Linked DNA regions of Homo sapiens: region 2 is linked to region 1. A link is an interaction called in ENCODE POLR2A ChIA-PET data of the cell type or tissue named here. Cell type or tissue: K562. All regions are shown on one strand. Each heading gives the region's core, and the rest is flanking DNA. Links, peaks and the distances in the headings are about the cores only.

Region 1 (2,918 bases), core at 222-2,721:
TTCATTGTGGTTACTGTCTTTTGTCCTTCCATAAAACCAGATATAAAACGTTTTATTTGGTAATTATACTTATTTTCACGCAACAAACAGGAAACATTTGGTTGTGTAACATACCTACATTTTATTCTCCCCTTTTGTTGGCAATTTTCTGTATCTAGGGATGATCTAATTTACAGTTTCTATGGCAAAAATCAACATCGTTTACTATGCTTACCTTCCCCAGGAAATCCCAACACCCTCAAAGTGTTAACAGAACGCAATGTCTCTTTATAAATTTCAGAAAAGACAATTTTGCTGAAAGATAGTGAATGCATTTCTATAAATTTGCAGTTAAACTCAAAAAATGTTAGGAAATTTCACTGAATCAATTTAAATGTTTTAAATTAAACCTGAGGATATCAACCTTAGAGTACACTCAAATCAGACCCCTTGCTGCAGAAAAAGCAATTCAACAATTACCAGTAACTAGATCTAACATGCACACTTTCAAGTTAATAGAATTCCTATCCTGACAGTTTGGTGTCTTCATGTTTTATCACTGCGACAACTGTACAAATTCCAACATTCTTATGAATTCCTTGAACATTGACTTATTTTATTTTTCTAGGGTTTTTTAGACGTTTGACAACATACTCAACAATGTTTGCACTAAAACAGCTCACATACACTACTTGCTCTCAAATTTAAACCTAAAAAGAAAACTGAGTCTTAACTGTTGTATTCTGAACTTTAAAGCTACATCTGTTTGATCGGTCCACTTAAGAGTTAAAACATTTTTCCTTATATACATTTCGCTCTATGTACTTTTCAATTACCACAGCCACCTAGGAAGAGACTGTCTACTTGACAAAGAGGACACCATGTAACGAATAGAGTCAAAATGAACCCTACATGTGAGAAAGCCAGTTACAAAGAAATCCAACTGCCACTGGGTGTGGTTAGGGTCTGCGGGGAAGAGCACCTTTGGCCAACTCTGGAGAAGAGCGAGCGCGTCAGGGAGCAGGGCATCTCTGCAAGAAATGGCCCCCAATGACCATACGCTGGGCCAGCAATAGGGACGCCGTCGAGTCGGGCCTGCGAACCTATAGCTCGAGGGGTGCGGTCTGCGGGGCGCCCTTGCTGTCTCCACCAACCACGAAACCCGCCGAGTGAGTGCTTCGAGCGCCGCGCGCCCAGCTTCGCCCCAAACACCGCGCCCGATCCGCCCCTTCCTCCGGGGTTCGGCTGCCCCGCGGGGAGCGCGGAGGCACACCGTCTCCTACTCCCACCCAGCTCCTAGAATGTAGGAGAGTGTAGAGTTCAAAAAGCCCGGAAGTAAAACAACCCCAGGTTAAGAAAGTAAGGGTAAGCTCTAGCAGTCGGCAAAAGCGCTCGGCAAAAAAACCCCGACTTCTCCAGAAAAACTTTGCGGCAAGTTAAGCGGAAGCGCTGAATGGCCGGGACTATTTAACTCGCGCTTCCTCTCACAAGAGGCGGATCCCTGGACCTGTTTGGGGGACCCTGACGGTCCACAAACTCGCCGTTTGCCTGCTGGGTGGCCCTCTAGAAGTTCTGACATCCTAAAAGGTCTGGGCAGTCCCGCTGACGGGGAATACCTGTCGTAGTACCCATTGCCTGCGAGTCCCTGATGGCGGCCATTACACTTCCATCCGGGTATTGCCGAAAAGCTGATCGCAGCGCTACCGGGAGCGCACGCTGCGGCGGAGGGATCTGCGCTTTACCTGAGACAAGCGGAAGAGAACGGAGGCCGGCAGGGTCCGCGCTCGGTCTGACGAGACTAGGCCATGGAGCTGGGTTCGCCGCTGACCTCTCCATCTAGCGCGCGGCCCCGGCGCCCACCAGTCCAGTGACCCACTACTACCTCTTTGCTCACCAGCAGCTGCTGATCTTACTGCCGGTGAAATGGCAGACAAACGTCTACTCTGTGCTCTTCAGAGTAGACACCAGGAGCAGGAACTGTATGCACTTCCCAAGCCCTTGCTGACTGGGAATGGTCTCCACCCTGAGATTTTAACCAGTTCCGGTTTAGCAAATGGCGCCTCCCCACCTCTGGCTTCTGGCACGCAGGTTTTAGCAACCATTGTAGCCCACGTCAACGAAAGAAGCTGCCGCCAGTAGTTCTAGAAGACATACTGAACTCCAAACCTGTATATATTGAATAATTGATCAAAAACTATCTTCACAATGAGGGAGGCTCACATCTCCCTCAAACGAATACTTCCTCTACCTGACAACAGGGCTGGACAGTTAATATGGTTGGCTTTACCCCAAAGGCCAGTGTGGCTCCTCTTCTGTTCTTTATAAATCCAACCTACTAATTGATACCTCACTTTCTACATAATTCTACATAAATTATCTTCCTTTTAAAATGTGGGGAGGGAATAAGTGGCGGCAAACGTTTAAGCAACAACAAAAAACCTTGGCGCAGAAGGATATACCAATAAATTGAAAGTGAAACTATGATCAGATTTTTCATTTTTTAATGTTCCGTGTTTTCTTAAGTAGCATGTATGACATTTATAATTTTTAAAAATTTTTTAAAATATGTGTATGATACATATTTTTCATTGTCTTAGGGCAGGCTTTTGAAAATGTCAGCCTGTAGCCAAATGCAAGATTTTCTCCATCCTTTAATAAAAAGCACACTGAGAAATCCTCACTTTGTCTTTAGGAAGCCTTCTTTATTATTGTGTTTACTGGGCTACACAATTCCACCTAGAAAAGGCGAATGAGCGGAAATTCACATTAGTCATATTTATGCTTGTGTAAAACACACAAGGAGAAATCTTCTGTAAATACCAAAGGGGATGCCATTATGGAATGAAGAACATGTTTACAAAGTGGATTTTATTCCGCATCGTACATCACCCATCTCTCTTCAGGTCCTCATTTCTGTGCAAGCCAGACATGCACACACA
Region 2 (2,918 bases), core at 192-2,691, 64 kb after region 1:
AACAATCCTCCCACCTCAGCCTCCTAAAATGCTGGGATTACAAGCATAAGCCACTGTGCCCAGCCTAAAACTTAAATTTTTTGAGGTGTGGAATCCAAATTTGTTTTTCTAGGTGGCTACCCAGTTGACCTAACTCAATTTATTGAATAATATTTATTTTCCTCTACTAATTTAAGATACCACCTTTATTATATAATAAATTCTAAATATGTTTATTTTGGGAATTTCTGTTCTGTTTCACAGAATTGTGTGTCAACTCATTTGCCAGTACCATTTTTATTTTTTATAGATTTGTAATATATTTTAATATGTCATGGGGCTTTTCTATATTCATTATTCTTTATTTAGGTAATTTAAAAAAATTACCTTGTTAGAGTATGTTAAATTTATAGATTAAGGACAATTGACATCTTTATAAAGTTTACACTTTCTATAAAAGTATATGGTATGCCTTGTGCAACTTTCTTTTGTGTCATAAGTATTTTAGAGTTTTCTTTATGTAGATCTTGTGCATGTGTTGTATTTATTGCCATTTTGTCTTATTTTGGTGGCCATTATAATTGAGTATATCTTGCATTAAATCTAATTGGTTGTTGTTTGTATATATGAGAGCTATTTTAATTGTGTAGCCAGCCAATTTACTAAATTTCCTTATCACGTGTGATAGTTTTTCAGTTGATTACCTTGCATTTCCAGGTATACATTGATTCTGCAAATAGTTGTAATTTTACCTCCTCCTTCCCAATGTTTAAACTGTATTTTATTTTCTCTTGTTTAGTTGTATTGCATGTATAGGTAGGTATTAGTTTTTTTCTTTTTCCCTTTTATAATTCATTTTTACTGCTTTTGTCTTATTTCTTTCCTCCTGCTTTTGTTTGGTTTCTTGTTCTTAGACTTTTTCAGTTGGATGTTAATTTTATTCTGAGCATTGCTTTAGTTTTATCCCAGAGCTCATGATACGTAGAATTTTTGTTACAAGTGATTTTCTAGATAATTTGAAATTTCAGTTTCGATTTCTTATTTGACCTAAAGATTATTTGAGTTCTTTGGTCCTATTACATATTTCTTTTTAGTCACATTTTCATCAGAATATGTCTTCTGTAGTAATTCTACTTTTTGGAATTGTTGCAGTTTTTTGGTGGATTAATACATAGTCAAGTTTTGTAAAACCTCACATTAGAGTTTGATATTATCCAAGAAAACTTACAGAAATATAGTCAGTTATTAGTATACTGTTGTGTAAAGTGAAATCCAGTAATGGATTGACCTCATCTAACAAAGGCAAAAGTGGAAGTGTTTTTGCAGTTTGGAAACCATGAATTTTATTTTCTCTAGATAAGCTGCAGATTAGCTGGTAGCTAGCAAAGAGGCCAGTAAGGATATTCTGATCTCAGGCACCTAGATGGGTCAACAAAGAAAGCAATTTCAGTTATCTAAGGACTCTTTAGAAGACAGAATTTTGCTGTTGGCATGCGTGACAGGCTATCTCTGTACATCTGGCGGTGTACTTTGTTTTCTCTGCCGTCTTTGTTATTCCAGGTCTGCACCATTTCCTTCTCAGAATATCTAATATGTGTCCATTAGATGAACCATAATGGTGTGTTAGGGTTTTGTATATCCTTGCTTTTTTTTTTTTTAATGTTACTGATCTGTCATGGACTTAGAGAAATAAATTAGTTTCTTACCTACCATCTTTTTTTTTTTTTTTGAGACGGAGTCTTGCTCTGTCACCCAGGCTGGAGTGCAGTGGCGCCATCTCGGCTCACTGCAAGCTCCGCCTCCTGGAGCTTTCTCCTGCTTCAGCCTCTGGAGTAGCTGGGACTACAGGCGCCCGCCACCACACCCGGCTAACTTTTTGTATTTTTGGTAGAGACGGAGTTTCACCGTGTTAGCCAGGATGGTCTCGATCTCCTGACCTCGTGATTCGCCCGCCTCGGCCTCCCAAAGTGCTGGGATTACAGGCGTGAGCCACTGCACCCTGCCCCATGTTTTTCTTTTATTTCTCTGTAAAACCTTTATAGTTTGTGCATAATATTGCTACAGTTATTTGATCCAGAAGTATTAATAACTTCATCCTTATCATGAACTGTAACCTTTAGCATTATAAAGTGCCCTTTTTAAAATTTGGTTTAATACATTTTGGCCAAAATTCAGCCTTGTCTGTTATTAAGATCTTGATCCTTGCTTTTTGTTTGAGTTTTTCTGGTATCTCTACTTTTTCGTTGATCTTCAACCTTTCTTAATCATTTTATTTTAGACCTGTCTCTCATACAACATAGATTTGAGTTTCACTTTGTGATTCAGTCTGAAGTTCTTTTTCCCTTAATAGTTGAGTTTGTTTTCATTTATTGATTTGATATGTTTGGACTTAGTTCTGTCAGATTATTTTGTTATACTTTTGCTATTTATACCTTTAAAGTATAGTTTACTATATGGAAAGTTTGCTTTGTTTTATTCCTTCTTTTCATAATTAGAAAGCTTTGTGTTTTTGTTCCTGTAGTTAACTTTGTAATACAGATTGTATAATCAGTATTTCTGTTTTCTATTTAGCCAGTATCTCAGTATCTGTAATTCACTTTTATAAGTAATAACAGAATTAGTATATTTCCTTTCCTTTATTCTATCCCTCAATTCTATCAATTTTGTTTTCTTTCTTAGGGTTTACCTTTGTACCATTAAATATCCATGTACCATTCTTACTCAATTTGTCATTATTGCAGAAAGCTTTCTGACTCCCATCTTCTCTTACTAACCTACCCTGATACTGTCAGATCATTCTTCCTAAAACCACCATTTTCTAAAATCATTATTCTTTCTAAAACCAATCTTCCTAAAATCATCATTCTTCCTAAAATCACCAGTATCATATCACAAATCCTCAGCGATATCTCTGACCCCACAAAGTCTGTATTCTCTTC

Evidence for each region. Peaks named below come from ENCODE experiments on the same cell type or tissue, not always from the same donor. Only the 100,000 strongest peaks of a DNase experiment are listed, where the experiment ranks them.
Region 2: POLR2A ChIA-PET joins it to region 1 with 16 read pairs; 14 of 35 experiments call an interaction of 5 or more read pairs at or near these places.

What each region holds. Positions count from the first base shown.
Region 1 is chr10:96,128,796-96,131,713 of GRCh38, reverse strand. It overlaps ZNF518A (zinc finger protein 518A), which reads right to left and starts at 1,417. Exons shown (of 6, transcript NM_001330736.2): 1 at 962-1,417. LOC124902486 (a long non-coding RNA gene) reads left to right here. Exons shown (of 2, transcript XR_007062254.1): 2 at 1-2,659. RefSeq lists enhancers at 653-1,556, 1,365-2,004, 1,557-2,461. In K562, for the core only: a CTCF peak has its summit at 1,053; DNase peaks (open chromatin) are centred at 1,163 and 1,713; H3K4me3 peaks cover 2,314 bases.
Region 2 is chr10:96,064,514-96,067,431 of GRCh38, reverse strand. All of the region lies in intron 2 of ENTPD1-AS1 (ENTPD1 antisense RNA 1), which reads left to right. Among named protein-coding and RNA genes, the nearest start is that of MIR3157, 1.6 kb to the right of the region's middle. In K562, for the core only: no CTCF peak of the experiment used is centred there; a DNase peak (open chromatin) is centred at 1,421; H3K4me3 peaks cover 623 bases.